Linked DNA regions of Mus musculus: region 1 is linked to region 2. The links are chromatin loops, found by intact Hi-C in ENCODE. Cell type or tissue: left cerebral cortex. All regions are shown on one strand. Each heading gives the region's core, and the rest is flanking DNA. Links, peaks and the distances in the headings are about the cores only. Region 1 overlaps Dcdc5 (doublecortin domain containing 5). Region 2 holds the start of Gm39902 (a long non-coding RNA gene).

Region 1 (15,382 bases), core at 2,338-10,337, 600 kb after region 2:
TAACTACTCTACCTGGTAAGAGATTGGTAATCAGGGAGTCCTGATCATTAACTTAATGGGTCAGACAACAGAATTCCCCCCAAGGTCTGGAAAACTAAAGGCTAAATTCTAAGGCAATTAGAAAGGTTTTAACAGCATAACCTGATATTTTAACGTGTTCTCACAAAGTTACTATTTAATACATAAAATGATGAATCACTTGCAATTAAAAAACATCTCAAAAGGTAATACAAATTACCTTATGATTAAGCTTATTCCTTATAAAAACAGACACATGGGGAGTGATATTAATATCTGCAAGTGATATAAAAATGATTAAGGAACCAACTGAATGTGGTGCCACATTAGGCTTAACCTCACTGTGGCCTGTGCTGAAGGGGGCACCTGATAAGAAGCATGGAATGTCATGTGTGCTATGTCTTCAGAATAAATGCCTTGCCCTTGTTTATGAGGACAGAAGACATAATTAAATAAGACTCAGAATCCATACTGATTCTGTGTCCTGATTTTGGACTCCTAACTAGAAAATTTCTTCACGAAAAGCATGGGATAGAACAAATGTTATGTGGATAATCATTCTGCTAGAGGGAAACTAGGGTGGAGCTTTCAGAAGGTAAAGACAAAGCTGGAATTTTCCTAAGCCATAGCTTGGCCTATCAAGGAAAACACAGAACTATTATAAATATTTGGTTATAAGGAAGGACGGCAGAAAAGTGCTTCCTGGATCTTTGTACAAAACTCAAATAAAGCCTGCATTAAAGGTGCTGTAAGTGGGTCACTTAGAATTACTACTGTCCAATTAGTCTAAAAAGATGGAACAGGTCTTTTCCTCCAGTACCCAGGGGTCCTTGTCTGTGCTTCTTACAGGTAAGTCTAGGTGCTCCTCGCAGCCCTCTCCCCAAGAGGTTGCAAGCTCTAAGAATTCTGTTGGGAGTGTTTCTCATTCTTGCCAGTGTGGGAATGCAGTAACTGCCCCCACTCTAGACTATCAGCAAGCCTACAGTCGCCATTGGTCAGAATGAACCAAATTGAGAGGAATCTCAATATGCTTAACTTGAGGTCTAGGCGGGGTTTTATAAAAAGACATTTTAGCGCTGACATTCAAGATAACCTTCTATGACAGCTCTTCTTTTGCTCTGTAACAAAGAGGCACAGAGCTTCCCTGCAGCTTTGAGAAGGGTCATGGCTTCTTGTTGGCCTGTGCATATCTTACCTGAATGATAACTGGATAGCCACGGGCTTCATTTTTAACTTTGGTCATAGACACTGCCAGTACAAGGTCTGGGTTACTCACCAGGTGAAAGGTCCTTAAGAAGACAGAATCAGCCCCATTATATAACATATTTTGATCAATGTAAATGGAATTTCTATACATTTCTTCTATGGGGAAACCCAGGTCTCTTTATGTCTTACCAGTTAATCAAAACAAATAAGTTATGATATCCTGATTTAGATATTATCAAATGTCCAGTATAATAACGTAAGTAGAATTTATAAATAATAGTTCATGCTTCATCATAGTTTAAAAATTCCTCATAATTGATTTTTCCTGATCAAATCATGGTATGGTTTCTGTCTCTAGATTATAACCACACTGATGTATCTTTATGGTCCATGTTACTTTTACTGAGAAGTGTCAAAGATGATGAAATGAATTTTACAGTTATGCTACCTGGGATGGAATCCTGGGTTCATGTCTTCATATTATATGGTGATAATAACTCAATGCTTCAATTTACCCATCTATGTATTAGAGTACTGTGTATCCCATGGTAGTCAAATGAGTTAATGCATGTAAAGTAAATATTATAAGGGAAATCATTAGTTATAATTATGCATTGTTGTGGCTTTTAAAAATATTTTACTGGGGCACTAGTCATGGTCCACCAGTCAAGAACACATGCATTGGGAGGCTCCAACCATCTCTAACTCCAGTTCCAAGAGATCTGACACATTCTATGCCCTCTTATAGGCACCTATACATATGTGCACATACTTACACAGAGACAGACACACAAGGAATAAAATAAACCTTAATCTATACATTTTCTATTAAATCCCCATGTTTCCAAAGGAGACTTCCCTAAAGTCCAATACATATGATGAAAATGTGAGTGTGAACAAACCTATGCAGGTCGGAATAGGGAGTTGAACACTTTGCAGCTAGAGTTGTAAGCCATCAGATGTGAATGTTAGGAACAAAGCTCCAGTTGTCTGGAAGTGTGGAAGTGTTCTTAACTGCTTGGCCATCTTTTCAGCCCCTATGTTGAATTTTTAAAAATTTATTTATTTGTTTGTTTATTTATTGTGTGTTTTGCTACATGCATGTGTAAACACCATTTGCATGCTTGGGTAGATGGAAGTCAGAAGAGGGTACTACATCCCCTGGAACAGGAGTTCTGGGAATAGAAGCAGACAAAGGAGGGAGACGGAGGGTGAGGGTGAGGGGAGAGGGTCAGTGAATAACCGGGAGGAGTTGGAGGAGGGAGAAATTATAATCAGAATATGTTGCATAAAAATCAATTTTAATTTAAAACAGCAATCATGGGAACTCTATCACAATCCAGAAAGACAAGGCAGAAAGTTGCTCTAAATTTGACACATATCTCAGTAGCTCTAGGATTCCAGTTCTACAGGAACAGGAATCTTGAGCATTTTTAGTTTTTTGCTGAAGTTCCATTCCTAAAACAACGCTTTCAATAACCTGTAACATTAATCTATGGTGGTGAGGGTGCAGGATGTTGTTTCGATTTTTCTAAATTTGCTGAGACTTGCTTTGTATGCGAAAATGTGGTCAATTTGAAGACGTTCTCATGGGCTGACGAGAAGAAACTCTATTCTTTATTTTAGCATTTGGCTGGGATACTCTGTAGCTGTCTGTTAGATCCATTCGATTTATAATATTATTTAACTCCAGAGTTTCTTTATTTAGCTTTTTTCTGGATGACCTATTGGTAAGAGTGGGCAACTGAAGTTATCCACTGTCACTGTGTCAGGGTCGGTTTGTGATTAAAAAAAAAAAAAAAACCACAATAGCACTTGTTTTATGAAAATGGATGCCCTGTAACATCCTCTTGGTACATTCTTGCTTTAATGCATACATAATGTCGGCTGAATGAGTGAATTATGGTCCATATAGCTAGTCACTTGTAGAACAAAAAGCCTATTCTAGCTCCTCACCACACAGACAGCATAGCCCTGGTGGATGGAGTAAAGAAACACGTCTAGCAGCTCTGTCCAGCTTCGCCAACACACAACCAATGGCTATTGTGTGCTCTCTATTGTACACAGTAGAGCAAGCTCTGTTCCTGCCATGTCAGGATTGCTGATGCTACCTCCATGGACTTTTTCAATCTGCCACAAAGTGCAAAGGCCTAAGCCATGGGCAGTGCTGATATTTAGAGAATACAGTGGAAGTCACAGCTCCTTCCCATTAAGAAATGTTTTGCTCAGCTGCCTGAATATACATCCCTGAACAGTATGCAAGAGACTGAAGAGATCACTAGAAACCCGCTATATGTAATGGTAGAATTCTAAGTAGAGCAATAAAGAACAAACAGGAATGTTATTTTTCCTTGTTAAATTAACGTTCAAATGTACACAAAAATAAATAGAAATGTGCAATGAAACATCATGGAGCTAAACATTGTCAACATTCTGTCTTGGTTCATTTATGTGAAACTTGACTTTTTAATTTTTGCTAGAATTTATGATTTATTTACTTTTAAGCGTGTGTATAAATACATGTCTGCTGTATGCATGCACATGTGCATTCAGGTGCCCATGGAGGCCAAGAAAGATGTTGGATCCCCCCAGAGTTTAGACAGACAGTTTGGGACCGACTCTTCTGTGGGTTCTGGGACCTGAGCTCTGGTCCTCTGCAAGAGCAACAAATACTCTTAACTGCTGAGTCATCTCTCCAGACTTTTGCTAGAAAACCTAAAATAAAACCGATTGAAATAGCTTGGATTTTTATCTCTAAATATACACTTAAGTAATCAGGACCCATTTTCTATTTCAACATAACCACTGACCAGTGATCAACAAGATTAGTAATATTTCCTTAATAGAATCACATATCTAAGTTGTTTTAGATTTCTTCTGATCTTCTCAAGAAAATGTTTGTGAGAATTCTGCATCTGGACCAAAGGCCAGACATTGAATTAGGTTAGTACATTTGATCAATAATAGTAAGTCATGCTTACTGTATGAGTATAAACCACTTAAATTCTTTTCATGAATGAAAAACTGGGTAGGTACTTAAGTGGGGAGAGATAGGTAAACAAAGGTCTCCAAATATTTCAAAATTGGAAATGCTTTAGAATTCCTTTTAGATTTCTTTCTGTTGCAAACATAAATTAGATGAGTACCTAGTCTTGAGCCAATGGCCCTGTCAAATGAATAGAACACTTTTCTGAATCTAACAGCTGGTAAAGTTGTATGTAGCTTACCTAAAATTCGTACCTATCTCTCTGTCTCTTCTTTTACTAGGATAAAGAATTTTTAGCCAAGTGAAATAGAAATTCCGAGGTACTCAACTATATTCCTGCCTGCTGTGTGGAGACCACACCAGACCTCAGGATGTCAAGCCCAGTTTGATGTGTAAACCTCCCAAGGCAATGGGTTTACCTGCTGTCTGCCTTGTGTGTCCAATGTTGGCGACTTTCATCAGATCTCTTTTCCACCAAAATGACCTCTGTGCCTGAACAGGGTTTGGAGACTTGTACCCCCAGGACCAGCTGAGGAGCAGCGAGGCTGATGATTTGCCCATCTCTGTATTCAAACTCCTGGTGACACAGCTTCCATGATCTCCTATGCTTTGGGACATGGCTAAGAAAGGAAACTGTTAGTAACAAGAAAATGGCCCCTGGAGGTGCATGCACTGGAGCGCTGAGCTCTGCCGGGGAGACCTTCCCCGTGAGCTGTTAACCTTGCAGTGGTAAATATTCCAAGAGCACAACAGCAAGGCCACCCACAGTGTGCCCATAAGCTGGTATGAAAAGTAGAATCCCCGGGCTGGAGGGAGCATGCTGCTGCTCCTTTAGAGGGTTTGAGTTTGGCTTGCAGCATCCACCAACTAGTTCACAGGCATTTCGTACTCCAGCTCCAGGGATTCAACGCCCTCCACCAGCTTGCACTCACATATGACATACATTCACACACACAAACACACACACACACACTGCATGTTACTAAGAAAAAATTAAAGTGGACTCCTGAGCTTATTTTATGAAAGTAATGAATGTTTATCTAAAAGAACATTTGAAAAAATGTTCAGCTAAGAGAAAGAAAGTACAGACAGAAGTAGTATAGCAGAAGAAGAAAAGGCAAAAATCAAACAAAATGAGAGAGAGGAGAGGAAGTATGCAGGGTGGAAACAGAAAAATAATGGTGTTCTGTGCAAGCAGAAATATTTTTCCTTCTGTCACTTCTGGGTTCTGGGCTCCAAAGTTTCTAGTAAAGAATTATCATAAGAGAATAAGGATATACCAGGAAGTTCATTTAAGTAAATCTCTTCCTTAAGGACATTAAAATATTAAGCAGATATGTGACACAGTATAAATATCAGTCTACACTGACATTTTAATCTAAGTTGCTTCATTAAAGCCCCTGTTCTGTGCATGCTCAAATGCTAACTGCTAAATGTGTGGAATGGTTTAACTCACGTATGCTAGTAACCACTATAATGTTAAGCAAAATTCTAAAGATGAAAAATTACAACACATGTTATATCCCTAACATTTCACTGGGTCAGGAACAGAAAAAAAAATGCTTAAAAGGAAAAATTGTATTTTCTTAGATTCTTAAGGGAATTGGAGGCACCTTACTATAGTGTTCAGGCATTTATCCACACATGCATTCAATGAATATAAAGCTTTGAATTCTGTTCCAAGTTCTCAGGACTCACAGGTGGATGAAACTACTGTTTGGTAGAAAGAGTGTATCACATCACATACCAAGACCCTGCTCAGGATGAGCTGAAGGGTAAAGAGCCTCCCCTTCCCTCTAGTCCCAGATGCTTTGATCAGTATCACAAGACAAAAATGTACATGCTGGCACACACAGTAGCAAATCAAAGTAAAAATGTTAAGGAATGTACTTGTACCAGCATGAGGGAGTCCAAGGCCAGACAGACTCCACCAACAGAAATCCCTTGCACATTTTACCTGTGTTTCTTTGGGGGCTGCACATTTTCAAAGAGCTCTTTCTCTGCTTTCTTTGGAAGACTGCCATCAGCAGCAAGGTTGTACGAAGGGTCCTGCCAAGCATACTTGAGCGTCCTGCGACAGGCTTCCATGCGGAGGTGGGCTCTTGCATGAGAATCTCTGTTAAGATGCGGGAGCAAGGTCAAGGCTAAGAATGCTGATGTGTGTTCACGGGGTCTCCATGTGCAGCCTGACCACAGCCTACAGGATACTGGTGCTTCTGTAAATCACATTTTCACAGGGGTGTCTAGATTTGGAAAGCCATTCCTCACTAGTACACAATTTAGATCTTTTAGTAGAGGCCTACAAATAAAATTCCTCAATCATATAATAAACAACATGCATTTTTGCTATTTTGGTTTTGAAAAGCGGATCCATATATTATATTGAAAAGTTATATTAAGACCATTAAACAATTTCAACAATTCATAATGAACATGAAATGACACTCCTAATACCAGGGTAAAGTAGGTCATAGTTCTGCCAGAAGCAGTATAGTCCAGATGACTGAGTGGCATGTGTTATAGATGTTAAAAAATCTTATTCTCAGCAGAGGAATCTAAAGTGACTTAAAGCACAGCTGCACACGTGCTTTTTAATTGAGAAAATTACATGGAAACTCTAGAATATAATAGTGATAGTTTAGATGCTTAAGACACAGATGGGTGAGGTAGCGCACACTGTTCAGACCCACGGATTCTAAGCTCCAGGTTGCTGTTAGAAAAGCCTTGCTTTGAGTGGGACTTGGAAGCAGCATTATAAAGACTGTTTTGCCAAGGGTGGGATAAACACACAGGCAAAGCAGCAAGTGTACCTCAGGCCCAGCAAGCTACTGGGTAAATAGTGTTCCTTCTCTGGGGAATACTGTAGGCACTTGAGTGGTGGTGATAATTTGATGTAACTGCGAGCATTATGAAATGAGCAGAGTCTTCCAGGGCAACTCTGCTGCTAACACATGTGGCTGTGCACTTATCAGGGGCCAGGGCCAGCGCTGCTTATGGATATAAGATTGGAGTGTAGCCAAGGCCTCCTGAGCACAGGCAGCTTCCCACGCCACCTATTCCCAGTGGTTGAAAATACACCAGTGCCATCTTGTGTTGGAAATAGAAAGCACAGCCCTGTCACCCTCACCCTACTTGCAATTAATTCACCAGCCTTTGATATTCCTGGTAAGTCAAATGTAGTCAAGTCAGTTTTTAAGGAGCCTTTAAAAAATTATCTTGTTTAAATAATTAACTAACCAAATTGCTAATTTATCAGCTGCATCTCCATTAGTTACACATTCCTTTAATCAATATTTATCTAGCTTCTACTGTATGCGAGGTATAGAATTCTTTGTGTGGGGTACAGCAATAAACAGGACAATGATGCTCACATTGTGTTGGTAAGAAGAAAGATAATAGACAAGGACATGAGTGGCCACAGCTAGTGCTCCCCCACCCCCATGGAAGAACACAGCATACGGCAGGGAGAGTCACTGCCATGGGATCTGCTGTATTCTGAGACCTCTCAGAAGCTACACTAAAACAGAGGCCTGGGAAGAAATCCCCTAGACGAGGCAGAACACTCTAGTCAGAACCAAAGGCAAACAAGCAAAGGAGCAAATGGAGAATTCACCTGACTCACTGGAGGGAGAGTAAGATGCTGATGTGACAGGGTGAGTGGTTAGGGAGGAAGGGCCACACAGGGCTCAGAAGTCACAAAGGGACAATCTCTGCAATGTTGAGAAAATGAGAAGGCCATTCCCAAAGTCTGTGCTCTGAGTTTGCCTCCCATCAGCAGGGATGGGACCAGTGCCCAGGCTCACCCAGATCCTAACAGGCTTTGCCACCCATCTCCCCACAGAGCCCAGTGATGAAAACGGCTCATCCTTTAGCCCTGAAATCATACATACAAGTAGCATATGGATCAAGCAAGTTATACTTAGGGACATCCATGTACATACATATGCTCTTGTGATAGTGAAAACAGAAAGAGGCCCTGGGTTTGAAGGAGAGTAAGGAGGGACATTTGGGAGAGCCTGAATGAAGGAAAGGGAAGGGGGTAATGACGTAATTAAATTATAATCTCATTAGAAAAGAAAGAAGGATCTCTTGTGGATTTATGTCCTCAGAGTGTGCTCCACGGATGTCCTTCCTTAAGTCACCTCAAGCCGCCCTTGCTAGGTCCTCTATATATACAGACTGAAGGACTCCAGAGAAACTGCACGGTGACTTCTAACATAGAGTTTTCCCAGCAAAGACACACTACCAGCCGAGAAGGAAGAACATAAGAGAGGACATGGGACATGGAACATAAGTGAAGGACATGGGACATGGAAGCCAAGGAGGTGGGAACAAGGTGGTTAGACTAGAGCAGAAGAGCATTAAAAGGGCAATAAGGGAGGGGCAAACAAGAGTAACAGATGAAAGTATGGAAAGTCTGGAGCCAAACCCATGACTTTTCATGAAAACAAAAAATAAATTGAAAAAAAAAGCATTTAAATGACTAAAGAAGGCGATCTGCTCAGACATGGTTCAAGGAACTAGTGAAAATGGTGTCCAGAAGACAACTGGGTCCCCTCCCCTGTGAGTCAGGACTCAGGCCTGTTGGCGAGTTCAGCATGGAAGCATGCACAAGGGACAGAGATTTTCTTTCTTTTTTTTTTCTTTCCATTTTTTATTAGGTATTTAGCTCATTTACATTTCCAATGCTATACCAAAAGTCCCCCATACCCACCCACCCCCACTCCCCTACCCGCCCACTCCCCTTTTTTGGCCCTGGCGTTCCCCTGTTCTGGGGCATATAAAGTTTGTGTGTCCAATGGGCCTCTCTTTCCAGTGATGGCCGACTAGGCCATCCTTTGATACATATGCAGCTAGAGTCAAGAGCTCCGGGGTACTGGTTAGTTCATAATGTTGATCCACCTATAGGGCTGCAGATCCCTTTAGCTCCTTGGGTACTTTCTCTAGCTCCTCCATTGGGAGCCCTGTGATCCATCCATTAGCTGACTGTGGGCATCCACTTCTGTGTTTGCTAGGCCCCGGCATAGTCTCACAAGAGACAGCTACATCTGGGTCGTTTTGATAAAATCTTGCTAGTGTATGCAATGGTGTCAGCGTTTGGATGCTGATTATGGGGTGGATCCCTGGATATGGCAGTCTCTACATGGTCCATCCTTTCATCTCAGCTCCAAACTTTGTCTCTGTAACTCCTTCCAAGGGTGTTTTGTTCCCACTTCTAAGGAGGGGTATAGTGTCCACACTTCAGTCTTCATTTTTCTTGAGTTTCATGTGTTTAGGAAATTGTATCTTATATCTTGGGTATCCTAGGTTTTGGGCTAATATCCACTTATCAGTGAGTACATATTGTGTGAGTTCCTTTGTGAATGTGTTACCTCACTCAGGATGATGCCCTCCAGGTCCATCCATTTGGCTAGGAATTTCATAAATTCATTCTTTTTAATAGCTGAGTAGTACTCCATTGTGTAGATGTACCACATTTTCTGTATCCATTCCTCTGTTGAGGGGCATCTGGGTTCTTTCCAGCTTCTGGCTATTATAAATAAGGCTGCTATGAACATAGTGGAGCATGTGTCCTTCTTACCAGTTGGGGCATCTTCTGGATATATGCCCAGGAGAGGTATTGCTGGATCCTCCGGTAGTACTATGTCCAATTTTCTGAGGAACCGCCAGACGGATTTCCAGAGTGGTTGTACAAGCCTGCAATCCCACCAACAATGGAGGAGTGTTCCTCTTTCTCCACATCCTCGCCAGCATCTGCTGTCACCTGAATTTTTGATCTTAGACATTCTGACTGGTGTGAGGTGGAATCTCAGGGTTGTTTTGATTTGCATTTCCCTGATGATTAAGGATGTTGAACATTTTTTCAGGTGCTTCTCGGGACAGAGATTTTCTAAGAGTGAGTCACCAAAGCAGAGTTGTGAGCCATCAAAACCGTGAGTCGACAAAACTGCCTTGTGAGCGGGTGATACCTCTGGATGTGGGGAACAGAGTCCCAAAACCTGCCTGGGATGCTCAGGTGAGACCCACACAGCACCGAGTGCTGTAAACCCGATAACCTTAAGGACTGCAGGCCTTGGTGTGACTGATTCAGAACACAGCAGATCATTTTGCTCTAAGACATTTTCTTTTTTTGTCTCCCTCTGTTTTGTCTAAGTACGGCATGGTAACACAGAGGTCAGAAGAAACATTCTTCAGAAGAATAAAAGGGTTGTTAAGAAAGTTTGTCTCTGATTCTTTAACTTTCATAGATGCCACATGGGGGAAATTGGTTTCTAAAAGCAAAAGACACTTTCCAGTGACTGTGGTAGATCTGAGACATGGGCTAGATGAACCACGTGTCAGATTAAGAAAAGTGCTTCCCAAACCAACTTCCTCTATGCTGGTAACAAGATGAGCCAGTTATGGCTCAGCAGGCACAGGCACCTGTTGCCTGGACTGGCAACTTGAGTTTGATCCCCAAAGCCCACAGAGGGAGGAGAGAATTAAGCCTTTGTCCTCTGACTTCCACACCTGGGCTGTGAAGTACTCACATGCAAAATTAATGAGTGTAAATAAAAAAGGCTTATAACAAGGATACATGAATTTAGGCAGTCGTTGGAGCTTTGTTCTGGATTGAAGTCAATCACTTCCTTAGTCTGTCGGTACAACACATGATGCAGAGTCCCTTCCCACATGGAATTCCCAGGTTAGACAAGAAGGACCAGGGAGAAGAGGTCTAACAGGGACATCCATGCATAGCACTGTTGAAACTGATACTGATGGTGAAGTCACCATAGACAAGTATGCAACAAGAACTTGAGGCAGAACATGTATCTGTGGTGGACCTTAGAATTGTGTCACCTTCAGGCCACTGCTTGTCACCTATTAGAACTTGGTATGCTGGATGACTAGAAGAGATGTGCCATGGGGGAGTGACCATGAGGTACAAATGGGGGTCACTGACAGGCAGGGATGAGGGCAGCAGAAAGCGTATCATTATTCAACTTGTCAGGGTACACACTCCTCACTAAAGAACTGTGTGAGAAAAAAATCACGTATTAGCAAGGTAACAGTACATGGATGGACCTTAGATGACTTGAAAAAATTACTCTATGGAGAGCCTCCAGAAACCATTTGAATGGCTCAGAATGACTCAGTGTTTATCAGGACAGAACATGGTGAATTTAAAAAAAAAAATGAGAAAGAAAGGAAGGAAGGGAGGGAGGGAGGAAGAGGGAGGGAGGCAAAGAAGAAAAGTGCAATGCTAAGGTAATGTCTTTTTAAAAATCATCACATTGTGGCTACATCACTGCAGGTAGATGAAGGCAATGGTTCAAGTTCCGGCTCTATTTATCTGCTAGAAAACTAATTAAACATGGTGTCTTCAAGTGACCAAGTTTCAGAAACCCCTGAGTTCCCTGCTGGGCTCCACACTATTATAGGTGGATGGGCTGCAGTCACAGAACCCTGGTCCCTTTTGGGCCACAGTGATTACTTACAGAGTCTCTCTGGGAGCATCTCCTGTTATTAAAGCAACATTTTTTATCTGCCTCCCTTCTGGACCTTTCACTTGCTTCTCCTCTTCATAACTCTCTACAGGTTTATTCACAGCAAGCTTGCCCCCGCATACAAGGTCACTTTGGACTTCCAAAACAAGAGCTGAGAAGAAATAAAACAAAATGCAAAGACATATTACCTGTAACCATAGAGCCCTGGAAATTTGAAATACACACTCATGTGAATGCAAATCATTCAGCCAGTGGGTGTTCCTTTAACCAAAAGGTTGAACTTTATCTAACAGGATGCTCGCTAATTCTTTTCCCTCAAGATATTGTTAGAGAAAAGTACTACTAATAAGCATTTCCAAGTTTAATTTAATTATCCTCTATTCTAATTATTCAAATAAACTATAGGATATATATGATTGAGCCATATATATATGGCTCAATCATGAAATTCAATACTGTGAAAGATGCATGTGAAACCTTGGTGTTTAAATACACATCTGGGGTCATGACTTTTCCTTACTCTGATAGGAGAAAAAGGGACCTCACAAGGAAAAGTGAGATGCTACAGAGAAAAGGGGAAGAACGAAGATAAAAGTGGGGGGTGAGGGCTGGCGGACAGAAGCTAACAATGTGTTGTTCCTCTGAAATAATCTATCTTGGTTTATGTTTTTAGATAGGGCTTCCCTCTATCTTGCGCGCGCTCGACTGGGCAGGAAGAACTACGCTGCAACAGGATCCTTCTGCACACGTTTATTGGGAGAGCTTGATTGTAGAGGCGAAAAGACCCCGAGCCCAGAACTGGTGCTGCTTATATAGGCCTAGGAGAGGCGTGTCTCACATCTGATTGGTTAACTTGTCTCTCATCTGGGCAAAAGAACCTTCACTGCCTATGTATGTGTGGTGGCCAGCAGTAGCCAACTGCCACTCTGCAACTGCCATTCTGCAACTGCCATTCTGCAACGGCTTCCCACACCTCTAGGGACAGAGACTCACTGATCAGGCTAATCTAGCTGGCCAGTTAGTCTGTCTTTGCCTCCCCAGGGCTTGGAGCACAGGTTCTTGCCATGGCACTTGATTGTTCACAGGAGTAGTAGCAATCAACAGAGGTCAAAATAATCCTATTTCTCTATAGCAGCCTCACTGTGGAAATGCTAGGGAAACATCAGGACTCTGGCATGATCTATGCATATGGGCTTGGCTTTCTGAAGCTACAGCTATGACCTATCATTTGCCAAGATGCTTTCTGGAAACTTCCTAAATTAAATAAGAGTGAGATGGCTCTCTAGCCAAGATTTCAGAAGTAACTCAGAGGCCACTGCCTGGCTTCAGCCGGCAAGACAGAGCAGGAAGCAGGCTTAGCCAGGCAGGAAGCATAGAGGCCACTCAAAGTACTATCTGGGCCAAATGAATGAATCTAAGTCACCCCAGACATAGACACCAGCTTGGGAGCCCAGACACAAGACGATCTACATCCTAAGGTTTTCCTCTCAGCCAATTGGGGCTCTGAAGACTGAGAAGTCCTAAAGTCCTCCCTAAGTGATTGATTATATAAATGGATGGCACAACATTAAAACGTGATTGGACATTTAATCCTTTTTTCCTTAATGAGAATGCATGGGGTTCACAAATAGCTATCTGTCTGTAAAAGATAAAAGAGATTATGTTGAGTTTTTAAAATCTCTTTGCTCTTCCAAAGTATATTAGGTAACAAAATATGCAACCCTGTTAAATATATTTTAATAAATGAGGCTAAAGAGCTAAACAGCAAGATGCCTGTTTAAATAAACATGATTTTTAAATATAAAGCAATATCACCAGGTATGTTAGGACATCAAAGTATGATAACTTCAAAGCTTACCTTCCACCTTGCGCATGCTGCAAAAAGTTTTAATCTTAGAAATGTCAAACTCGAGGCTCCTTAGGAAGACTTGCTTCCTTTGTTGAGCAATGGAGAGGTCGGGATTGATCCAGTGTTCTCCACATGAAACATATACCTATCAAAGACAGGAGCGGGGGGTATGGTGTGTGAGGGGTCGAAGCGCCTTTATTCGAAACACCTCAAAATGGAAGTAATTGCAGCAATCGGAGAGAGATTGCAGTGGGAGAACGGCCAAAGTGCAGTGTCATGGAGTACCACCCAGTAATGAAGAAGAAGGAAGTGCTGAGAAAGGCACGGATTCTGCAGAGCACATGGAGGGAAGCAAATCTTAACTCCATGCGTTGTCAGATCCCAGGCCTCCTCCTTGCTTGCCAGCAGTTGCTTCCCTTTCATACAACGCAGCCCAGAGCAGCAAAAGTGCCTCGCAGCTTTTGTGCAACTCCGACTGAACCACAGTCACTTACAAATAAAAAGGTTTTCAAATAAGTTTTCTTATTTGGCGGAAGGGAAGAAAGGAAAGAAGGAAGGACTGAAGTGCAGGTCTAGTCAGATGCTGCCAAACTGTGACAGCGGCTGATGTGGGCTGATGGTGCTATTGGTAAATACGGCTTCACTGGGAAAGAGGCTTGCACGAAGTCAACTGCTGGTGTTTCAGTGGAGACCACATCGTCACCACACCCTAAGATCTTCACTACCTACCCCTTCCTGGAAAAAAATTACGATCCCCTTGCATAAATGGACACTGAAATATTAATGTAGGCTAGAGACATGGCTAGCAGTTAAGAATATGTACCAACTCTTGCAGGGCTAGGATCCTGGCATCTACATCGGGTGGCTCACTAGCACATGTAAATTAGCTCCTCTATGGATTCCAAACACATTGCACAGATGTGTGCAAATCACATCACACAGAGACAACACCTCCCCCCCCCCCCACTAAATCCTTTTTTGCTATTTGTATGCATATGCTTTTAAGGCTGGTCACTTTGACTTAGGTAATCAATAAGGGGCTCGTCTCCCAGCAGTCAGCAGTTGCCTCAAGTTCTTTGTTCAGGCCTAGAATCCCATGCACATCTTCTCCTCCAATGTTAACATGTCTATTGATACTGCCCTTGCTCTGGTCTTGTTTATGCATATACACACAAACACACATATTTGTATGTTACAATAATTGTAGTGAGGATCGCTTATAAGCAACATCTGTCAATAAAAAAGCCAATGGCCAATGAGCTGAGGCAGGAAATAGGAGGTGGGACACTGGCAGAAAGAGAGGATTCTGGGAAATAGAAGCACAGGAGATTCATCTGGGAATGGAGGTCAGAGACATGGATGCTGAGCAGAGGTAACCAGCCATGTAGAGGAACCCGCGATATAATAATGGGAAATTCGGACAGAACAATGGGGAAATGGATGTAAACCAGCAGGAGATTCACTCTGGACTTGGATCCATGCAGCCAAGGAGAGGTAAACTAACCATGTGGAAGACACATCATAGTGCGAATGGATAAACTAAGTTACGAGCTAGTTAGAGAATGAGCCAAAACTTGTGGCTTGGGTATTTATTAATAAATGGTTAGCATAAGAGTCATCATTCTGGAAGCAGGGGCTGGGAGGAAAAATGGATTTACTTTTTACAAATAATAATCAAAAGAAAAAGAGGCTACTAACAAGAATGGGGGAACTTTGAAGAAGAGTGGTTTGGTACAAAATGGAGGGAGAAAAAGTGATAGAATTCTACTTCAATTAAAAAGACTGTAAAGGCCGAGCAGTGGTGGTACATGCCTTTAATCCCAGCACCTGGGAGGC
Region 2 (15,382 bases), core at 3,555-11,554:
GAGATACCATAACCAAGGCAATGCTTATAAAAAGAAGCATTGAGGGCTTGCTTACAGTTTCAAAGGCTTAGCCCATTAACCATCATGGTGGGGAGAACGGTGGCCTGCAGAAAGATGTGTCAGTATCTGAGATCTTTATGTCCTTACCCACAGGCAAGAGAGCCTGGCATGGCTTTTGAAACCTCAGTGCTCACCACCAATGACATACTTTTCTAGCAAGGCCACCCCTTCTAACTCTTATCAGATAGTACCACCCGCTGGTAAACAAGCATTCAAGTGTATGATGAGCCTATGGGACCCTTATTCAAACCTTCACAGCAGTATTTCTGACTGTTAAAACTGGATAGATGTGATAGATAGACTTCTAAAAATGTCCCTCAAGAGAGTGATGGAAAGTTGGAGACGCTGGGGCATGTGGGATAGAAACAGGGCTTCTGGGTACTGATGAAGGCCGCTGAGAAGTCAGAATGGAAGCAGCCCCAGCACTTCTTACTAAAGCCTTCGGCAGGCTCCCGGAGCCTCCAAGCTGCTGCTGTTCCGAGTCTTAGCAGCTTAGAGTGCTTGGAAGCATGAAAGCCAGTTGGAATTTTCCAGTAAAATAGCATTTTTGTTTAGTAGGTTATTCTACACTTGCTTGCTTTTCTTTGATAAAATGTCATTTTCAACTTGAAATTAAATGTGCTTTCATTTAGGGTTTTTCTTTGGCCCAAGTGTCAGAAACCTAATGAGCAAATCACTAGATCTGAATGTCAGCTAATTGGTATCAAAACAGTTTTTAACTATATTTTTAAATTAAAAGGTAGAATTGTTTACTTTTTCTAATTTAAGGAAATGTTTTGCAGGGCTAAACTCTAGTTTTATCTGAATCCTTAGAATCCTTTGGTTTTAGTCATTTTTTTATTGTCTCTTTTTGTTCCTTTGTGTGAGTTAGGGCTGCACATTGCTTGGACTCTTGAGAGAAAACTTTTATTTGTTTTCTATCATTCTGTTTCCTTGCTGCAGGGCCTTGCACTGTAGCCCAGGCTGGCCCTGGACCTCTGCAGGCTTCGCACCACAGCCTTTTCACGCTGGGCAACATGCATGTGTTACCAGGCTGCTAAATTTAAAGTTTGGGCCATTTATTTTTACTTACAATGGGAGTATATTTCTAGTGGGGAAAAGGCTTTGTATAAAAATGGCTATATTAATTATTCCTTCAAACGTATCTGTTCTTTTTGTAAAGAGAATAACGTTTTCCAAGGGGAAGAGTCTCAACAGTTGCTGTGTGTTCTTTGTATGTATTCGGAGACCAAACATACCGTAGAGTTTATAGACAAAAGTATATCTGATCTTGAGTAAACTAATAAAGACTGTATTTTAGAAATAAACAATGCAGGCTTACTGTTTAATTTTTAAGTATGTATGTGAGAGAGAGAGAGATCTTAAGTACACTAATAAAGACTTTTAGAAATAATAATGCAGACTTACTGTTTATTATTTTTAAGTGTGTGTGATTTTGAGTAAACTAATGAGGACAGAATTTTAGAAATAATACAAGCTTATTATTTATTACTTTTAAGTGTGTGTGCACATGCATGTGTGCATGGTCACCTGTGTGGACACGTGTGCAGTGTGCATCGTATGTGTAGATGTGGATGCCCAAGGTTGATTTGCTTGTGTCCTCAATTGCTTGCCACTGTTTGCCGAGGTTCTGTGACTAGCTGGCCCTGGAGCTTGCTGATTGGACTGTTGGAGCTAGCCAGCTTGCTCAGGGTCACCAGGCCTCCCCTCAGCTCTGCGGTTGCAGGTGCTGGAAACCCAAACCCATCCTCACTTGAGCAGCATGCACCTTAGCCTCTGAGCCATCTTGCCACTGAAAAGAATACTTCTGTTATTTGCTATAGATTTTTGTTGGATGGTTAACAAGAACATTTGAGTCTTTGAAAAGGTTTTATTCATAAATCCATATCCTAATCTATGATCACACCCATCTCACCTCCAAGGAGTTAATTAAAAGTTGCACTGCAGATCAAGGGTGTGTGCGTACCCGGACTGTAAAGCTTTCTGTAAAGCTTTGCTTTGCATTTGACTTGTGGCCACTCTGGGAAAAGCTTATGCTGCTTACTGGAAATTAATAGGACACCTTAGTTTCTGCTGACATCTGCTGGTGTCTGAAAATAAACATCACAGACCCAACACCTTACAAACCTGGGAGCCAAACAACCCTCTTGTTGTGTAAAGTGGTTGTATTCGGAATTGCCACAGTGATGCAAAACAATCTAGTTTTTAGAAACTAAATGAATACATTTTGGGAGTGAGTGCCATGGGATGGAGGTCAGGGGACACCTGGGTCCCCTTCTCTTCTCCCACCCTTCCATGGATCCTGTGGGTCCAGCTCAGGACACCAGGCTCTTGCCAGATGAGCCATCTTCCACTTTTCTGGTTGGTAATGTTGCCAGAGTCTTTGTGGAATAAGCACCCCAATACCAGTGAGAGGGGGAGAGATGTTAGTTACTGCTGGGTGAGAAGCAGGCTTGCTCCTGAAAGGCCTTGGTATTGGGTCCAGCTTACATTACTCTAAAACCATGGGCAAGATTTTACAGAAGTGGAAGTAGCAGTCAGAAGCAGTCATGGTTTGCAGCCCACCCACTGTTTGAAGCGCTTCTCCAGGATGTTCTGTTTCAGGTAGCAAGTGAAGTCAGGCTTGGCAACAGTGCTTTCAGTCACTAAGTAGATTAATAAATAAACAGCTAATAGTTGGCCTTTGCCTTATACTACTTCACTAAGAGTTACTATCGTTTATATTGAGACATCTAGTCAATTATATAACACACAAAATTGAATCTGCTTCTCTGGAGAACAGTAGCTGACAGTAACCCAATTAACATCTATCCCAAATTAGTTCCCAGTAAGACCCTAGCTTAAAATGTAAGTAAAAATAAACCCTTACTAGATTTTCTTTTATACAACAATGTAGGAAGCACATATTGTGGTGACCTCTAGCCATAAAGTTATTTCGATTATGAATCATAATGTAAATATCTGAAGTGCTGGATGTGTGATAGACCCACAAGTTTGAGAACCACTGCTCTAGAAGTTTTGATCCAATCTGACTGACCCAAGTGTGGCTGTTCCAAGTTTCCTTTCTTACCACTTCAAGATTCACTTATACCTGCGCACTGTGATGCCTGCAGGAACCCCCACCCCATCCCCCAACACCTGCATCTGGGTTTATGAAGAGGAAACATTTTGACTTCATTCTCTTACATTGAGAAAGTTGCCAGGCATTAAGTCGGGGATCAGGGATTTCAGCCAAGTCCCTACATCTCACCCTCTATTTTGCATAATACGGGGAAAATGCCTTTCACTATATCAGGTCAAAAAAGAAAGATTTGATGTACATGCCCTGGCTTAAAAATCATTGCCTGCTACAATGAATGGATGGATGGATGAATGAATGAATGAATGAATGAATGAATGAAACAAAATACAATAAAATAAAGAATGGCAGCTTCTGAAAATGCCCACCAGGTGGGGCTGGAGCGATGGCCAGCGGCTGCTCACGAACACTGGCTGTTCTTCCGGAGGACTGGGACTGTGTTTCCATCACCCACATGGTGGCTCGGCTGGCAACTGTAACTCAAGTTTTAGGGGTCCAGAAGAGAACATCAGGTCCCCAGGAACTGGGGTTACAGATAATTGTGACTTTCCACGTGGGAGCTGGAAACCCTGGCTCTCTGGAATAGCAACAAACGAGCTTAATTGATCCAGCCCTTCCGGGCTTGTTTGATTTTTACGTGAGTTTTAGGGATTGAATTCATCTCCCAGGCCCCTTTTTTATTAGCTTTATCTTGAGCACATCAGCGGTAGTTCAGTGGTGGTTTCCAGGCCCTGTGTCAGTCCTCTTTCATGTTAACACTTCCTTTCGTTCTCGAGAAGCCTTGATTCTACTCTCAGCCCATATGGCTCAGATGGGTTCCCTTTAGTGCATCTAGTGTGCATTACAAAGCCTGGCCCGGCAAGGGTATAACATCGAATACCACTTGAAGCCAGGGTGAACTTGATAAAAGTGAACACATGACTAGCCAGGCTGCTCAGAGCCAGTGAATGGTCAGTCTTCTGGCTAACTAGGATACATGCTCTTTTTCCAGAGGAATGTTCAACTTCCACGAGACTGGGCTTTGCATTGGCTAAAACTCAGTTCTAAGTCAGATGAACAGCAATGTTTTAATAGCTCAGGCTGATTAATTAGCTTCTTGGGCAATTAAAAGTATATCATTTGCTCCGGTTTGTGATTTATTAACACAGTTCTAGAAAATTACACTGAAGCGTCAACAGCTCACACGTTCTTCCCTCTGTCCTTGTCACATCTCCTTGAAATAATACAGATGGACGCAGTGGAGTACAGGATAGGCAAGGTAGGCAAGGCTGAGTGTCTGGACCCAGCTGTCTGAAGCTGAGCCTGGCACTGCTGTGTGGCACTGCTGTGTTCATTGTCTCCTTTGGCACCTTGGCCATCCAGCATTTGAATACAAGGCACAGGCCGAAGGAAAGCCAATTCTGAGCATTCCCATGGAGTTCAAGTGCAGAGTGGCCTGGTTAAACACACACCCTTTGGGGGGCATTCATATATTTTAGGAAAGGAAAACAAACAGCTATGACTTTCCACCCAAGTCTTCATTCTTACCCTAAATCTTGGTCAAATCTTCTCCGATCTTAATTTGACCTCTTTTATGCAAATGTAGCGTGACCTGGAGTCATTTACCCTGAGTGACTATAGCGCTGCAACAACACTAAGACACCTGCAGAAAAGCTATCCAATATTAGTGTTTTTCTTGGCCCTGCTTCTGAAGCACTGGGCATGTTTGAAATTGTTTGCATGCTCACGGTGATCTCTCCATAACCCTGTGCTTCACAGCCAAAGCTCAGTCCGAAGTCCAAGGAGCAGGAATATTTAATGGCTCCATCTGAATTAATGAACTTCTCAGGAAACTAATCGTGTATCATGGACTCAAGTTTGTGATGTATGATCCAAGGCCAGCAAAACTAATGGCAGCCCCAGCAGCTCACATTCCTCTTGCCTCTGTCCCTACAGCTGCTTAGGTCTGAGACATTGACAATGGCAATCCGAAGATGTGGCTCTTACCAAACCAAAGGGAACTCTGCAAAGTGCAACGTGTTATATGTCATTTCCAATACTAATCCTGCCAAAAAGTCAAATGTTCATGGTGTCTCAGAAAGCAGACCGTACTTAATATCCACGGTAGGGATGTTTATATGTTTTAGTCTTCTAGTATGTATAATGTGCTTTTACACTGCCCTCCCCATTTCAGGTTTTTGAGATTAAAGCCACAACATCAACACAGTTCTCATCCCAAAGGAAGTAAGAGATGGTTTATTCTAGAGTCAAGGATGGATGACCTTGACCCAGGGATTCGGATGTAGATTAGCCCGAAGGCCAGGTTTAAACAGGTTATGAAGCTTTTATAGGTACTGACAAAGAAAACCATAAACTGCTTTTCAAATGCATTAGCAGAAACGCCAGGTAAGTCATTTGCAGCAAAGTTGAGGAGCCTCTCCAGGCTTCAAATGAGACCCAATGACAATCTTAACCTCTGGATCAGGCTGATTGTGGTGTGGGGTCTGTTTGTACATTCCAACAGCACTTACCTAATGCAAGGTTGTTAGGTCTCACACACACAGGTAAGCAGTAGATCACTAAGGGACCAAGATAGCCCAAGACAGTTTGGCTCCGCTCCAGCAACATCCCAGCCTTTTCAACTTTCCCACCGTCTCCGACGCACTGGTCATTCAGCCTTCTAGAACATTTCATCTGAGCACAGCTCTTCAGGAACAGCCCTGTGGACTGTCTTCAGCGTGAGTTTCATAACTTCATGTATTTCTGCAGTTTCTCTTCCAAAACAACTTTGGGAAGATATCATTGTGTAGCAGTAGCTGAATAATCCGTTCTAATAATCCACTCTGCTGTGGTCGCTGATCAAATACACTCTTAACTCCCCAGCGGCAGAGGTGTGTCTTCTCGCCAGCTGCCTGATGTTCTAGATTCTCGAATGAAACACACACACAAAACCTTATATTAAATATGCCTTAAACAGCTCAATGGCTCGGCCACTTCATCCTCCATATTGCTAATACACTCTCCCTTCTGATATTCCTGAATTACTACTTATTAAAATGTGCATTCCATCTTTGCTACCTTAGACCCAATCGGAGAGGCTCCCTGGGGCCACTCCTCCCCAGCTCTTACGTGGCTATATGCTTTCTCTCCTGCAGCTCTCAAACCTGATCCTCCTGCTTCTCTGGCATGGCAGTACTAACTCCTTCTTCCAATGGTTCCCTTGCCCAGGAGTACTGCCTCTGTCTCCCTGCCCAACTGTTAGCTGCCAGCAACTTTATTTACCAGTTAGAACCAGCTGGGGGCAGGGACCCTCAACTGTCTCACACGCTGGATTCTCACGCAATTTGGGAACCCATAATGCAAGCATTAAACCAAAACAACATCACTGCTTTCATTAAAAATATGTCATTTTAAAATTCGGATGAACTTAAATAAATCCTCCGTTTGTTATAACTTTGCAATCATGGAAAACGTAATCAAAAAACAAAGCAGGCGAGTTTCAAAAAATAATGTCTTAGACTATTCAGGCTACTATAACGAAGGATCTTGGACCAAGAAGCATACGAACAAGAAAGTTTGAGGGCCTGGTGAGCTCAAGGCTGGCGAGCCCATGGAAACACTCTTCTGAGGCAGATATAACTAGTTCTATTTCTGTTACAGTTTTTCAGAGTGGAAGGGGCAGGGGGCATCTCTAGAAAAGACTTTTTAAAAGGTCCCTAGTCCCATTGGAGAAGACCTCACCTCCTGATACTGTCATGGGAGATCAGACTTCAACATAAGAATTTAGGGGCAGCATAACATTCAATCCATGATGCTTCTACTTCATGGACTTTTATGCTTCAAGATTTAATTTGTTTTTGTAGACCTAATACTGAATTAACATTTCATACATACTGAGTCTAATTTAGCCATATACTACCTTTTATAAATCCTTCTTCATTTATTTGGTTCACTCTAGCAAAAGCAAATGTGTACACCATAGATTAAGCTGCTTATCAATAACCGAGATTGTTTCTCACTGTTCCTGAGACCGGGATGGCCAAGATCAAGGCACCAGCAGATTCTGTGTGTGATGACGGACCACAGATACCTTGTGTCATGGAGGACCATGCTCCTGTGTGGGTCATTGTCATCTTAGTGCATACGGGAGTGGAGCTAGAGGGTCCTCTGTGGCCTCCTGTATAGAGACACAGTTCTGTCCATGAGTGGTCACCTCTCAAATGCAGAGGCGAGAATTTTCCCCACGTGAGTCTGAGGAAAGGATGTGAGCCTACAGCACAGCAGCGGATCCCCACCCGCCCACCCTCGCAGTGTCTACTTTCACAGTAACAGCTTTTCAGACAGGGAAACCAAGGTCCACGGACTTTGGAGAAGACCAAAGAATCAATAAAAGTGCTGTCCATGTAAGCACAAGGACCTGAATTTGATAGCCAGGGCCCACATTAAATAAGTAAACTATAAAGCCCAGTGTAGTACTGCCCACTTCTAATCCCAGCGCCGAGGAGGAGACAGATGGAGGGTGCTGCCAGCCAGCCCGTTTTGGTGAGTTGCAAGCCAAGTAAGACAGAGAGAGAGAGAGAGAGAGAGAGAGAGAGAGACAGAGACAGAGACAGAGACAGAGACACAGAGAGAGACAGAGAGACAGAGAGACAGAGACAGAGAGAACTTGCCAAGGGCCATCTGGATTACAATTTAAAAAGAAGGCAATCAAACGCGGCTTGTTTTGCTCCACAGCACCACTGTTCAACAACACAGACTGTGTTCTTTCTTCACTCACCCTATATGTGGAAGTTCTTTGTACTTGTTGGAGCTATTTCATTCCGGTGACTTAAGTATTCCCAAGGTAGGATTGCTTCCGGTCAGCCCTGTGCTTCTTTCTCTTCTCGTCATTTATCCACCACCACATAAGTAAGTGGAAAGTTCTGTTTCTCTGCTTTCCCCGAGGACTCACGCCAAAGAATACACGACAGTCATTATTCAGCATGAACTGACCATTTTTTAAATTTTTGTTCTGCTTTAAATCTATCACGGTTGCAGAGTGCTAACCTTTCCAGTAGAGGGCGATGTTTCGTTACAAACCTACACCATTTTGGCAAAGTATGGATTTAGAAAAGTAATTTCTTTTGGAGAGTCAGAATGTCATTTCCTTTAAATGTTTTAGAGGGACCGGTGTTCCTTCTAGATGTTATGTGGAAAAGGAGAAGGGTGCTTTTATTCGCCTACATCATTTCTCCATGAGCTGCTCTTCCAACTAGAAATGCCAAATATTCAACTGAAGCCAGAACCAATTCATTGTTTAAGGAGGAATCCTCTAAAACAGCTCTTCTCAACCTGTAGGTCGTGACCTTGGGTATACCTCTAGCTCCAGAAAATAGTTACATTGCAATTTATAACAGTAGCAAAATTACAGGTATTTTTGAAGTAGCAACAAAAATAATTTTATGACGGGGGGGGGGGGGGGCGGTAGCGGTCACCACAACATGAGGAACTGTATTAAAAGGTTGCAGCATTCAGCATTAGGGAGGCGGACAGCTACTGTCCCAGAGGACAGAGCCTGCACCTCGGCATGGCATCGGATGAGCCTGAATTTGAACACTGCATCTATAACTCTGGGCTTTGACTTCAGACAACTTACTTGGTTTCCAGAGGTCCCAAATGTCTTGCTTGCACAGTGTAACTAGCAATAGCTTCACTGCAGAGACAGCGTGGAGGAGAAATGTGATCCCAAGAGGGAACAAAAGCAGGTACTCAGTAAACTGGAAACTCCTGTTCAGTAGAAATAGAATTTCCAGGTCAAATACAGAACCCTCGGTTAAATGTGAACTTCATTAACTAACAGAATTTTCTCAATTGTGTCAAGCAATTTTTAGATTCACGTACAATGATAAAGCTGAAAAGGTTATGTTTATCTAAAATTCAAGTTACCTGGCTATCAAGTTTCCTAAATTGACAACCTTATACAGAGAACTTATGCACAAAAGTCATATAACTTTTTTTTTTAACCTAGAGACTTCACTCCGAGCATTTTAGAATGCCATTACTTAAGAATTTGGTGTTTCTATGATCTGAGGAAATTAATATAGGTGATATTTTAAAGTTTTGAATATGATGCCATCCTAAGCAAAGTTAAATAGCACTGTCCTTTAAAGTGTGTCTTGGTCACTTCACTGCCCACCACAGTAAACATAATGTTGTTGAGTGAAAACCTTTAAAAGGTGTTAAACTCAGTCAGATTTAGGAGAGAAAAAAAAAAGATCCAGAGATGAACCAGACTGTGGGATCCTGTGGGTACACACACCTCCAGTCTCTTTTCTCTGCCCCAACCCCCAACCCCTGCCCTCCATCCCTGATAAAGAAGTTGACCCCTTCCTTTGAGTAGGAAAAGTGGGTTTGACCAGAAGTGACTGTGGTTTGGGGAAACAAAGAAAATAAAAGGAAGAGTGGTGCTACTCTCTTTTGTTTTCTCTAGCGGATGGGCTGTCTGCCCGCTGCAGCTCACTGCAGTCTTAGGGAGGGCAGTGTCCCCTGCAGCCTGGGCCCTGCTGGGGCAGAAGGGAAAGTGGGTGCCTTTGTGCAGCCAAGACAGGTTCCTTGGAAGTGGGACACAGTGCTTGCTTTCCTTCGTCATGCCGCCTGCTTCCTGGAAGGCAGAAGAGCCTGAGCCGGGAAGGGAAGGCAGCCCTTTCCAAAGGGGCCAGCTATGGTGTTCTTCACCTCTCCCTGTGCTGTTGTAACTTTGGTCTGAGACCCACACGCCAGGCCTGGCTGACACAGCCCCAAGACCCAGACTTGTTGGGCACCTCACAAAATTTGTATAATTTTTTTTTAAATATAGACAAATGAGCAAGTCTGGGGGTTACCTTCAATTTAAATTTGAGAGTAAATATATGACTCATCTCTGCATTACCTGGGAGTCAGCTGCTTCTTGGCAAAGAGGATCTCTGTGAACGAGCCCTGTTGGTCTCACTCCTTTGCAGGCTCAGCCGCACTCTGGCTGGCACTCAGTAGGTGCTTGGTAAATATATGTTGACTGAGAGGACGAACTTGGGTAGTATATCGAGACTACAGCCAGGCTTTTGCATATACATATACCCAGATTCAGATGGGAATACACAGGTGGTGTGCAGGCTAGCCTGTTTCCTGAGCCCAAATACTTCACCTCCAGTCACTCATTTGCCACCAAGAAATTGACTCTGCTCTGTGTAACACTTGGATGGCATGTCCTTAGAAATAAGGACGTGGGATGATGTCCCAGGGCCAATGTTAAGATAGCATCAACACTCCAAAGATCCATTGCTTTAGCAGTCCGGTTACTTAGATGTCAAAAGCTACACAACTCTATAATTTCCTGGGTTTCTCTCATAGGAAGTATGAATTCGTATTTACTTACCCCAGATCCCTAGATGACAGGCAACTGTATTTCTAGCATCACTTCAGCAACTGTTCAAGGACATTGACAGTCTCTTATTGTCTTCTTACCTGATGAGGTGTCTCATCAGGTGAGAAATTATCATGATTGGGTCTTGAGACTTCAAGCGTACTTTGTGTTCCGTCTTAGCTTTGTCTCTTTGAAGGGAACCAGTTGCTGATGGTTCTCCGTGTGTTAACACCAAGTAAGCTGTGTTGGGTGAAAAAGCTCACAAGCTAGAGGACTTAGAAGGCATGATGGGCCACTTCGTCCTGGGCAGCTGGAGGGTGTGATGGAGCGGCTGTATCACTACCGGACCACACAGGATGGGGCTGAAGGAATGGGAGGCTCTTGGAGTAAACTTTGTTTTTTTTTTTATTGGGTATTTATTTCATTTACATTTCCAATGCTATCCCGAAAGTCCCACCCACGCTCCCTCACCCACCCACTCCCACTTCTTGGTCCCGGCGTTCCCCTGTACTGAGGCAGATAAAGTTTGCACGACCAATGGGCCTCTCTCCACTGATGGCCAACTAGGCCATCTTCTGATTTATATGCAGCTAGAGACACAAGCTCGGGGGTGGGGGGGTGGAGGGGGGTACTGGTTAGTTCATATTGTTGTTCCACCTATAGGATTGCAGATCCCTTTAGCTCCTTGGGTACTTTCTCTAGCTCCTCCATTGGGAGCCCTGTGATCCATCCAATAGCTGACTGTGAGCATCCACTTATGTGTTTGCTAGGCCCCGGCATAGTCTCACAAGAGACAGCTCTATCTGGGTCCTTTCAGCAAAATCTTACTAGTGAATGCAATGGTGTCAGCGTTTGGAAGCTGATTATGGTATGGATCCCGGATATGGCAGTCTCTAGATGGTCCATCCTTTCGTCACAGCTCCAAACTTTGTCTCTGTAACTCCTTCCATGGGTGTTTTGTTCCCAATTCTAAGAGGGGGCTAAGTGTCCACACTTTGGTCTTCGTTCTTCTTGAGTTTCATGCATTTAGCAAATTGTATCTTATATCTTGGGTATTCTAAGTATCTGAGCTAATATCCACTTATCAGTGAGTACATATTGTGTGAGGTAGTAAACTTTGAATGGAGTCCTTGTTCTGTCACTTGACAGGCAAGTGACCCACAACAAAGAGCACTCAGTCTGTCTAAGTCAGTTTGTCATATAAAAGATGTCATACCTGCCTTTCAGGAGGTTGTTGGAGGGACCCAGAGAGGCAGTGAAGATTGCCTAGTAAGGCCTCTATGCAAGTGTTAGAATACATAATAATAGTGGCCCAGTAGTGAACAACGCTAGACTCCTGGATGAGCAAGGGCTACCTGAAATTACGGTGATTTTTCAAAGCCACTTGAAGAATAAGTGTACACATGGATAAAGTGTTGTTTTAAAATAAACTGTACACAATAAACGTTCCTCTGCCTCCATGACAAATAATCTAATTGAAGGACGTGGGTCACCTGCAGATAGACCCTAGTTCAGCTATGTGACTTTGGGGAAGGGACTACATATGTACTCTGGGTTTGCATTTGTGAAAAGTGTTGCTATGCACATCCAGCAGTAATGCAGGCAGAGTCAGGTACACACATTTGCCATCACTGTCTTTCCCTGACTCTCAAAGACCTGTTTGTCTGGGAGGATGCAATGCAACACTTACGAACAGAGATCAAGACACAATGCAGCGGTTGTAATAGGAAATGAAGAGAGTGCATTCTGGAACCAAAGGGTATCGAAGTCACGCTTACTTGGAGGATCAGGGAAGGCTTCAGGAAGGACAGACGGCAGTTCTCCAAAGACCAAACATCCTGGATAGAAAAAAGAAAACCAGAAATAAATGTGAAAGTAAGACTTGGTTAGAATTATGCAACAAGAGTGTGCACTTGGAGACTGAAGGGAGAGTAGGGGATGAATCCAGAAAGGCAGGTTGGGATCATGATGTGATGGATCTGGAGTGCCCAGATAAGGATGCGGCAGACCATGGGCAGAAGACACAGATGGGTTTTAGGAAGTACAGAGGCAGGAGAGTATGGGGCTGGAGGAAGGAGCCAGAAGCACTAAGGTGGTGAGTGGCTTTGGTCCCACTCACTCTTCCTGGGTCTCCTGCTCCTGCTGCACAGATTGTCTGGGTGATGGGCATCATTTCCCCAAGTATGAAGACGGAATTATCAGTTTGTAGCATCCTCCCCCACCCCCATTCATATCAGTAGTTAAAGGCATTTCCACCCAGCTCACCCTGTGGCACTAACTCCCTCCCTGGTCACTCCTCTGCTCTCCTAGCATCTGAGCAAAGGGAGGAGAAGGGCTTTGCTAGTGCAGCCTTTGTCCCATATCCTTGCACAGGATATGAGATGTACGACTTCCCCCTTGGCCACCTTCTGGGGAGTGTTTCCTTCAAGGCTTGCTATGTTTTCATGCCTTATCTGTAACTGTAGCTTTATCCCCAGTCCTGGAGAAAACTACCTTGGTACTCAGAAAACTGCACACCTTAGTTACAGCATGACTACAGAGGACAATTTTAAGGGCTCCTCTAGGAAAGAACATCCTCAGAGGGTCCTTGGTTTCAGCTGTTCTGTGAACTGGCATCTTAGCTAAGCTTGACCATTTACTATTGATCCTTGGAATAGTCAGATCTGAAACTGAGCAGAGGACCAAATACTTGTGGGCAGGAGTGACAAATCCCTACGCTGGAACCAGGTAGAAGCTGGGTTCCCTGCATGGAAAGGAAGTTGATCAACTTCCAGATAACAGGAGGTGCATTAGCAACCTTCCTCACTGCAACAAAGGCAAAATGGTTGCAGCTGACAACTTAGTGGAGGAGCAAGGGCTTCCTTCGGCTCGTGGTTCAGAGGGAAGGTTCATTGTGCCAGAGGTGTGAGGCCAGAACATGGCAGAAATGCGGGGGCTATTCCCATCATGGTGCATCGGGAAGCAGACCCTTGGAGCCAGGGGAAGAAGATAGCCTGCCTCCACATTTCACAGCTGCTAGTAGTCCACAGCTCCAAAGCTTACAGATCCTCCCAAAATATGGCCACCGGCTGGGGACTAAATGTTCAGACATGTGAGCCTCTAAGGGAATTTTGCACACCAATTATAACAGAAGTCATGGTTGAACCTGACCCCAGCTCTTTTCTCTAAAGACTGGCACCGCCCTCTTTCTGTGGAGGTTATGGGAGATGCCTTCATATTCCCTTTGCTTGGTCTTAAGCTATTTCATGTTGAGTTTCAGTCCATATACCCATGTTCTCCCCTGGACTCACCAACCAAACTTCCACCACCTGTCCACTTCTCCTCAGTGTCTTGGGTTGGAGCAGATAACCTCATCCCGGATCACTACTGCAGGCAGCACATACACTCTGCATTCCATTCTCAAAATGGTTTTTGATCGCCATTTTGAACAATTCATATCAAAAGGCAAGACAGCCAGGCATATATAACTTAATATTTAAAGAATAGAAAACTTGGGTCCAGATAACCTAAATAACTTGACCAAATACTGTTAGCTATTTTCTGCCAAATCCTAGACTGTCAGAATTTGCTCCAACTGACACCATTTGCTTCTAAATTCTGTTCTTTTTTTATGATACTTCCTTGCATTGGGAAGAAACCCAATGCTTATAATGTGGGATATTGAAAAAGATAGTACAGAAGATGATGTGGCCAAGGGTCCCTCCCAGGGTCCTCGGAATTCCAGTTAAGCAGCTGTCTTCCTCCTATGATATAGGACACCATTCCTGTGTTTGCTGAGAATGGTGGCAAAATTAGAGTAAGGAGGTGAGATACAAAGGGTTGGACAAATCAAGGGAACACTTCCACTCAAGATAGTACAGGGCTTATCTTGGCCACAAAATGTGGTCAGAGCTGAAACTTTCACACAACAGAGGTGTATGACATACTGCATGAAGTCAACACACTTCCTCTAGGCTGTGTTGGATAAGAAATCTGAGGATAAACAGGTCCATTCTGTCAGGCCTGGCATCTAGGTATCATCGTTCTCACACCTCTGGTCGGTACCTTCAGGTATAACTGGTTTCACTGACTAGCCATGCTTTCAAGAAACCTATTTTTGCTTTCACTCATACATGAGAATCTCCTTAAAAGTAGACTCGGGTGTAAAAAAAAAATTCTATTGGAAACCTAGTAAAAGCTAATCTCATAGATAATAATAATAGATAGATAGGCAGGCAAACAAATAAATAAATGAAAACCAATGTTTTGAAACCAAAAGCAGATCAGAGAGATGATCCATTTCACGTTGGATTTCTGTCACTTTTGACCAAAGGTCCCAATTACTGTACCCTCACTCCTTCCTAGACTACCCATCAATCAAACCATATCCATCCTGTTTCCATTCCTTTTGGTGTCTAAAGGTTTATTGGATCAGAAAATAGAAACGGATGGAACTGGAGTAGCTCTCTCAAGGTCATGTGGCTCACGGATAAAGCAGCCTGGCCAGAATGCAGGTTTTACAGACCTCCCCTACCTATTCCACCTCACAGTCACCTACACGAAAATGAAATCTTTCCGTCCCAGCTATGAAGAAGTTCTAACACAAATTGTTTCATGCATGTATGAAACGTTGGCCACTTGTGAGTACTTCTGCAATGATGACTTTAATATTCACTCAGCAAATGTCATGACTAGACTGCATATATTGTTGAGATTAAAACAACGAGGCATGGAAAATTGAGTAAATTGTATCTATAGTCAAGATAATGAGTAAGGCCTAGAAAGGTTGCATCTTACATGAAGAAGCGCATCGTTCTCCACTCCCACTTTCAGGAGAATGCCCTCTAGATCATAAGGCTCAGATTAAAAAGAGCACCCATAAAGCTAACAGCAGCAGCTCCAATCTT

What was found. Hi-C counts contacts between places; a loop is a spot of excess contacts. Peaks named below come from ENCODE experiments on the same cell type or tissue, not always from the same donor. Only the 100,000 strongest peaks of a DNase experiment are listed, where the experiment ranks them.
Region 1: it touches region 2 in a loop (8-fold over the local background); 26 of 42 quality-filtered maps call a loop at or near these places.

Annotation. Positions count from the first base shown.
Region 1 is chr2:106,347,974-106,363,355 of GRCm38, reverse strand. Dcdc5 (doublecortin domain containing 5) reads right to left here. Exons shown (of 24, transcript NM_177844.2): 10 at 13,556-13,691; 11 at 11,689-11,848; 12 at 6,168-6,326; 13 at 4,630-4,830; 14 at 1,214-1,307. Among named protein-coding and RNA genes, the nearest start is that of Gm36036, 54 kb to the left of the region's middle. In left cerebral cortex, for the core only: a CTCF peak has its summit at 7,305 (motif pointing left); a DNase peak (open chromatin) is centred at 7,264.
Region 2 is chr2:106,948,601-106,963,982 of GRCm38, reverse strand. It overlaps Gm39902 (a long non-coding RNA gene), which reads right to left and starts at 8,202. Exons shown (of 2, transcript XR_866636.2): 1 at 7,896-8,202; 2 at 5,349-6,045. It overlaps Arl14ep (ADP-ribosylation factor-like 14 effector protein), which reads left to right. Exons shown (of 5, transcript NM_001025102.2): 5 at 1-1,454. In left cerebral cortex, for the core only: a CTCF peak has its summit at 8,161 (motif pointing right); DNase peaks (open chromatin) are centred at 7,647 and 8,123.